3 separate regions of the Homo sapiens genome follow, and regions 2 and 3 are each linked to region 1. A link is a loop called in an ENCODE intact Hi-C map of the cell type or tissue named here. Cell type or tissue: mammary epithelial cell. All regions are shown on one strand.

Region 1 (2,500 bases):
TAGGGAGCTGCAATCAGAGTTGTGAATTAAATCACTCGACAGGCTATACAGCTCCAAACATATGAATAGAGAGATTCATTATTTTATAAAATAAATGTATTATTTCATAAAAGGAGCATTATTCATCAGGGAGGAGAGGAAGAATTAATGGTTAAAGCATTAACTAAAGTAAATGGTTTATTTTGAGGGGGAGAATAAATTCTGAACTCAATTTTATGTGAGCATAATTCCAGATGAATAAAGAAAGTATCTAGAATTGATGTTAATAAAACTAATTAAGAAAAAAACTAATTAAGAAAACATAAAGAAAAATAGCAGAAAGTATGGAAACTTCATGAGGGCAGGGATTTTTGCCTGTTTTGTTTATCGCTGTATCTCCAGCACATAGAGTAACACTTGCTGCATAGGAAGGGCTCAATACATTATTGAAAAGATGAATGAATGAATGAAACTTTTTTCCATTATAAATTTTCTGATTATATCCTTTGTCACATTTTCTACTAGGGTTTTTTTTCTTTAATTACTATAATTTGCTTTCAAAAAAAGTCTTCTTAAAGATTCTTAAAGAATCTCTCAAATTTGTTGTCTTTTCATTTATTTCATTTACATGCAAAAAACAACTTATTTGTATGAGGTTAGCCAACCCAGTCAGTTCTCTTTTATAACTTCTTCTGCTTATCATTATCTACAGAAAGTCCTTCCTGATTCCAAAGAGCAGTCTGATCCAAGTTATTTCAACTGGGGGGCTAGCACATCCTCTTCCTCTTCCAAGGCCAGGGCCCACTTCACAGGCATCTGATTCAGAAGATTTCCCTCCCTAACTAGACTCATCAAACCCCAAGCTTCCTTTCTCTGCTCACTCTTTTGCATAATTACACAGTGAGGTCATGTGTTTACCATACCATTGTTCCATCGCCATGGAGATGATGAGCGACAAAGCACTGGCAAGAAGCCTCCCATGCAGGATGAAGCCAAGGAAGAAGAGAAGAGAGGAAGGACACGCCCATTAACCAAAGGACCCAAAACATATCTCAAGGAGCTCATGAAGTCATCCTCATGCACACAGTTTCCCAGGTGTCAGATCTGTTTGGTAAGCACATAACCTTCCAACCCAGCTCAGCATGTAGCTGCACCCAACAAGCAGCCTCTGACCTCAGAAGATGAGGTTCCTGTCCCTTTTAACCACTGGGGCCCCTGATGTGATCCTGGGCTGGCTGGTGGCCTCTTGTTTTCTCTAAGAATATAACTCCCTGTTTGTAATCACTTTACTGCATCATTCTTACCCTCTCTTCTCCCTCCAGATTCAAAAATGTGCTCCCCTCTACTTCCAGGACAATCTCTCTAAGACAAGAATCTGACTGCCTTACTCATATTGTAAAGTTAAGTTAGTGAACCACCATTGTTCTAAGGGAAAACATTCTAAATTCCTCATGATCTGGCCCCTGCTTCTATTTCCAGCCAACTTCTTACCGCCCACTTCTTTGTGCTCTACTCCAACTATATTCTGCCTAGCGTTTGAAAATACTGCTTTTTCCATCTAAAATAATAACTTCCTTTTACTGATAACACTGACCTAGGCAGAGTCCTAAGAAGGTGGCCTGTATATCCTCTAGGTAAGGAAATTAGGGTTCAAAGTGGTTCAACAATTTACCTAGGGTCGTACAGCTTTTAAGTAGCAGAGCAGAGATTTGAATCCAGGTCTTTCCAACTGTAAAAGTTGTGACCCTTCTACTACCTAGGGTGACCTACCATCTTAATTTGCCCAAAACTATCTCAGTTTTAGCACTGAGAGTCCCACATCCTGGGAAGACTCTAAGCCCCAGTGAATCTGGGTAGTTGGTTTGTTAGGCCATTATTGCATTGCTATAAAGAAATACCTGAGATTGGGTAATTTATAAAGAAAAGAGGTTTCATTGGCTCACAGTTCTGCAGGCTGTACAAGAAGCATGGTGTTGGCATCTGCTTGGCTTCTGGGGAGGCCTCAAGGAGCTTTTACTCAATGGCAAAAGGCGAAGCAGGTGCTTGCATATTACATGGTAATAATTCACTTATTGAGAAGACAGCCCTTCTCTCCTTTAGCCCCAAGCCATGAGAGATCCACCCCCATGACCCAGTCACCTCCCACCAGGCCCCATCTCCAACATCAGGGATTACAATTCCACATAAGATTTGGTGAGGACACACATTCAAACCATATAAGTTGGCTACCCTTCAGCAACCCTTTGCTGCGGCCTTTCCTATTCATGCCAATTCATCTTTCACACATGAGCTCGCTCGCTCTCTCTCTCTTTCTCTCTCTCTGCCTCCTCCAGGAAGCCTTCCAAGACTGCCCCACATCACAGAAATATATTTCCTCTGTCCTGCCACATTCCTGGGCCTGCCTCCATCCCAACTAATCACCTTATATCAAAAAGACCTGTTTACCTTTTAATCTCTTTTGCTAGAGGATAAACTTTCCTGTATCTTCGAACCAAGACCCATTCATCTCTGTTGCCCCAGG
Region 2 (2,500 bases), 340 kb before region 1:
TTACCAAGGGCCTCCCTTTGTTGCTTGTCTTCAGAGGGAGGACAAAGCTTGCATCAGGCAGTGATGTTCCAGGTACAAAGCCTTTCATAGACCTGCAGGCACACAGCAATAGACAGATACACCCATGCCTGGGCCTGGGGTTTGGATGATTGCTCTTCAGTGTAGCAGCTTTATGAAAACATTAAATGTCATTACTTATTTCTTCATGTCCAAAATGTATACTTCAACATTTTTTCTCTGTAGACAAGTGTCACTTTTACTGCAATCTTCAAGCCAGATGTTCCTGGTATAAGTGGTAACAGCTGCCACACTGGCAGGAGTGTGGCTCCAGCCAAGTCACTTTCCAAAAGGACCCAAAAGCCCTCTCTGTGAGAACACTGACATGACAGAAGAAACCCATACCTGGCCCGCCTCGAGCTGCTCAGGAAACCACTGTGAAGGCTGGAACAGGGGTATTTGGGGAGGGCAGTTTGCCAAACCGCTGGCTGCATTTCCCTCTTCCTCAGTGATGAGCTGGGGTCCTGGGTAGGGAGTGCCGAATCTGCCTCCTTTTCTTCAAGCTTCTTTCAAAGCAGTGTTTGTAGTGCCAGCACCCATTATCCACATCCTCATTGGTCTCAGGACCTAGCCATTGCCCTTGCTTTCTGTCATACTTGCCACAGTCTCTATGATCTTCAGTTGACATTCTATTGTTTTTGAATTTTGCTCAAGTTGCAGCCGCCTGGTAGCATTTATCTTCTCAGTTCCCTTGGGCCTTGGTGAATTCCTCAATAAGGTCCCATCTCAGCATCAGCATTTCCAGAAAACACAGGCACAATTTGCCTTCGTCTTCAGCTAAGGCTGAAGAACTTGATTCAGCCAAAAAATAACTGTTGTCTTTGCAATTTTGGCCCTCTGGCTGAAAGGTCTATTATCCAAGAATGCCATCCTACTGAGTAAGGTTGAATTTATAAGACACATGAATACATGAACAGACACACAAACACACTCTCTCCAAAACATAGCTATGGGTGGCTGCAGCGTGATGCTTTCTCCAAGAGATGGCGAGCTCATTCAAACAAAGTCTTGGCTTCTTCCCATGGGTGTGAGGCCAGCATTTAGTGGGAATAAATCACTTTAGGTTTTGAGTCTGGCTAGGTGTGAACTCAAAGGATGGAAAACCTTTTGGGGATGAGCTTTCCAGAAACCAGTGGCCAGCAGAGGTCACTTGGCCCAGGGCCTCCAGGAGTGGTCCAGCCATTGCCCCTCCATCCAGGATCATGGGCCTCAGCCCTGTAAAGAAGCAGCTTCCTCCCTAGAAAGACCAAGAGGTGGTGGAAAGAGACAGGCTTCTAGTCCATGTCTCTAGAACATGCCTCTCCCCAGCTACTTGTTTTTGGGCAAACAGCTTAACCACCTGAAACTTCAGTTTCCTCATCTGTAAAAACAGGATGAACACAAGTTCTATGGGATTATTGTGATTAATGAACTAACGTTTGTAAAGTTCGTGGCACAAAGGGAATAACTGATAAATCCTATTTTCTTCTGCAGACTAGACTGTGATTTTTATCACTTATTGAGCTGAAGGATCTTTTAGGAGAATTTCCTCCTCAAAATCAGAACCGTTCTCAAGCCTGGTGCTGCAAGTACAATAAGAACAACTGTGCCCATTATTACGCCAGTGTTGCTCAGTTCCAAGTCCACATTTCTACGCTCTGCTGTGTGACACCAGGGCTGGGATCTGCAGGCTAAAGTTTTCCTCTGTCAGATGACTTTCTCTTAGATTTTGCAAATAGGGGCATGGGAGCAGCAACCAGGGGTTGGCCTCTAGCGATGGACTTTCACTTAGCATCGCCAGTTGGTTCCAATCTTCAACTTCTTTCAGCACTCCCAGAACCAATCTCATCATGCCCTAGGAAGGTGCCCTCCCCAGTGGGGCAATAACTGTCCTCAGAGAGCTGAACCTCTACTCCATGGACTTCCTATAGACTTCCTGAGCCACCCAGAAGCAGCAAGGATGTGCTGCCTCCTCAGAGGGCTGAGCCCAGTCCTACAGGGTTCGTCCTCTGAGCTTCTAGATGCTGACACCCACAATCTTTGCCTTTGTTTCCCCACCCTTTCCCTAGTGCTCCCAGTTTGCTTTCTTGGACCAGTTTAACCCATCTTCTATATTAAATTCTCTCTGTTGAAATGCCTAGTGTGGTTTCTGTTGTCCTGACTGGACCCCAACTGATACACAGATCAAGAGTGCCAGTTTTCCTAGACGATCCTCATTCACACTGGCTTTCCTAGGATCTTGTCTTGTTTTTGTCCCAGACGCAATTGTCCTGGTTTCTGTGATAAATTGTAAAGTCGTTTAGTTATAGTTGTTCCCTTTAACAGGCCATGGTTGAAGAACTTTAAGCACCTGACATATTAGACTCCTTACTGCAGATTTCTATAAATTCTCTTTGATTTAGAACCATACTTGTATTCTCTACCTAGGAACAGAGTGTTCCTATTGATTGTTTAAAAAGAGGAA
Region 3 (2,500 bases), 89 kb after region 1:
GAATCCAGGTCAGAGAAAGGGAGGTGGTGGAGCCAGTCTCGGATGAGTTCATGAGGAGGCAACGCTGGGGCTGGACCTTGAATGACAAAGGTGACAGCGACTGTTTATTGTGCATCTACTGGGCACTGGGCAATATAAATGCATTATCTCTCATCCTTACTAAAACCCTAGAAGATAGGAAGTATAAATTCCATTTTACTGATAAGGAAATTGAGGTCGAGATAAGTTCTCTGGTTGTCTGGTCTGTTAATGTCAAAGATAGGATTTGAACCCAAGTGCATCTCATTCCAGAGCCCACGCTCCTTCACTACACAGGATCTGGATAGGGAAGGGGTGCAGAGGGCAGCCCAAAGACGGGCTCCCTGCAGTGCAAAAGCCTGGAGGCAAGACCAGGGAATAGCCTTTGGTATAAAGGAGGTTGTGCATTGTCCGAGGACAGAAGCTTGTCTCTATCCTGGGAAAAAGGCACACTGCCTCACTCAGGCCTAGAGAAAGCCTGGTGGCTTGCTCCTCCCCAAACCCCAGTCCCTGTCCCAGGTTGTTTACCTCCAGTACTTATGGAAATATAAGTGCTCTCACCTGACTCGGAGGACTGCAATGAACCAGGCAGGAGCACACTCTATGAACCTTCTGCCCATCCAGCAGCATGCCTCCAGGGGACAACCAGCCCCCAGGGTTCCTGGCAGCTCATCTAGACATTTCCATTTGATGCTATGCAAATGGATGAGCCTGCCGCTGCCATCAGGACCACCACTCCATGCTGGGAGTTTTCATGAAACAGATTCCAAACCTGCCCTTAGGCAGACATGGCCAACCCCAGATCCCAGCTCCACCAGGAGATCCCAGCTGCGGGGTGCTGGAAAGGGGCAAGTCAGCACTCGCAGCTGAAATCTACCTCTGGAGTACAGTTCTTCCCAGAGCCACAGCACCCCCTGCCCATGACAGGCCTCTCGAAGGCCATGCTAACACCTGCCCACTTCTAGAAGCTGCATGCCAGAGAGGCTAACATACCCAGTTAACCCACAAAGACCCACACCCTGAGCCAAGCCACCAGCTAATTAAAACATTCTGTGAGTGACTTCCACGCAGATGGAAAAAAACTGAAACAACACAGAACAAAGGAAAGGAGAGACTTCTGTTTGGGTCCTGGCTGTCACTATACCAGCCATGTGACCTCTGGCAAGCCACTTATTCTCTGATCTTTTCTTTCTTATCTGGTAGTAGTAACATCCAACATTTATTTTTTAAATTTGTAGATCACAATGTACTTTTACATAAACTATTTTATTGAAGGTGATGCTCGCAAAACCTTGCGAGGTAAGAACTATTGACCCCGTTTTGCAGATGAGGAGCACCAGGGTCAGAGAGGTCAACCTCCATATTCAAGCCACACAGCCATTAAGTCTGGCCTGGAACCAGATCCCCTAATAGCCTGCCCTCCCTGCTGCGTCCACCTCCCACAGCCTACTTGGGAAGACGCTCCCCTGTGAAGCCTTCCCAGACATCTTGTCAACCATCATGGCATTCTCCCTCTCATCACTTCAATGTCTGGCTTTCTGCATTCTGATTTTCTACAGTCTGGAACCCTTGGGGCAGCTGGAAGGCTCTCCTGCAGGTACATTCACTGTTCACCATTCAAGCCCCCAAAATAGAACATTCTCTTCCGCCCGACCTCTGCTAGACCAAATGCCACCACCAACAGGTCCCCAAAGACAAAAAGTGGGAGAAAAACTTCTGGGCTGGCTGTAGGAATGTGCAGTTAAAGTAGGACAGGAAAGTTGAGAGTTTGATCTAGAAATAGGACCCTATATAGAAAAAAAGAAAGGAGGGGCATGATCCTATCGGCAACTGCCCAAGTTGGCCACAGCTGACAATACTGACATAGGAACACATTCTCTGATGTCCTAGGAGAGGGTGATAGGACCATCCAGCTGCTGTTGCACGCGCCAGGGACCACACCTGGCTCTGCAGCCCTCTGGGCATGCTGCCCGCTGGGTCTCGTGGGCAGTGCTGACTCACAGAGGCCAGACCAAGGGGACAGCCTGGCCCGGCTCTCAGCACGTCTGACTCACCGTCTCCTCCTGAGCCACTGTACGACATTCCTTCTCCAAGAAACAACATCCATCTTTTTTTTTTAACTGGCAGAAGAGCTTTTTCATGTTCTTGGGACTGTAAACCAAGCATCGAATTTTCCGCAACTTTTTCTAGTAAGTGTGCCTTGTGGGAAAGTTAAAAACAAGTCCATTTTTGGGCCTAAACATTGTTATAACTCCTGAGCTGCCTTAGTTTCTCCCGAGGTCGTTCACCTAGGGGACGCCAAAAGCAAGGATGTTTCAGAGATCGTTGATCAAAGTAGGCACAAGATTAGGTAGTCAGCTTTGCTTGAATGAGTGTTTAATATTTAATAGAAATCCACATGTCAGGCACTGAATAGTCATTGTGCATGTATTTCTCTAGGCCCTACCATAAGCCTGCAGAGTCAGAATTGTCATCCCTGTTT

Evidence for each region. Hi-C counts contacts between places; a loop is a spot of excess contacts. Peaks named below come from ENCODE experiments on the same cell type or tissue, not always from the same donor. Only the 100,000 strongest peaks of a DNase experiment are listed, where the experiment ranks them.
Region 2: it touches region 1 in a loop (5-fold over the local background); 2 of 110 quality-filtered maps call a loop at or near these places.
Region 3: it touches region 1 in a loop (2.3-fold over the local background); 2 of 110 quality-filtered maps call a loop at or near these places.

The regions. Positions count from the first base shown.
Region 1 is chr2:19,710,753-19,713,252 of GRCh38, forward strand. It overlaps LOC105373461 (a long non-coding RNA gene), which reads left to right and starts at 941. Exons shown (of 2, transcript NR_188370.1): 1 at 941-1,090. In mammary epithelial cell, no CTCF peak of the experiment used is centred here; a DNase peak (open chromatin) is centred at 949; H3K27ac peaks cover 1,528 bases.
Region 2 is chr2:19,368,509-19,371,008 of GRCh38, forward strand. No RefSeq gene overlaps it. Among named protein-coding and RNA genes, the nearest start is that of OSR1, 11 kb to the left of the region's middle. RefSeq lists a silencer at 920-1,214. In mammary epithelial cell, a CTCF peak has its summit at 1,030; no DNase peak of the experiment used is centred here.
Region 3 is chr2:19,799,545-19,802,044 of GRCh38, forward strand. No RefSeq gene overlaps it. Among named protein-coding and RNA genes, the nearest start is that of LINC00954, 68 kb to the right of the region's middle. In mammary epithelial cell, a CTCF peak has its summit at 968; a DNase peak (open chromatin) is centred at 2,057.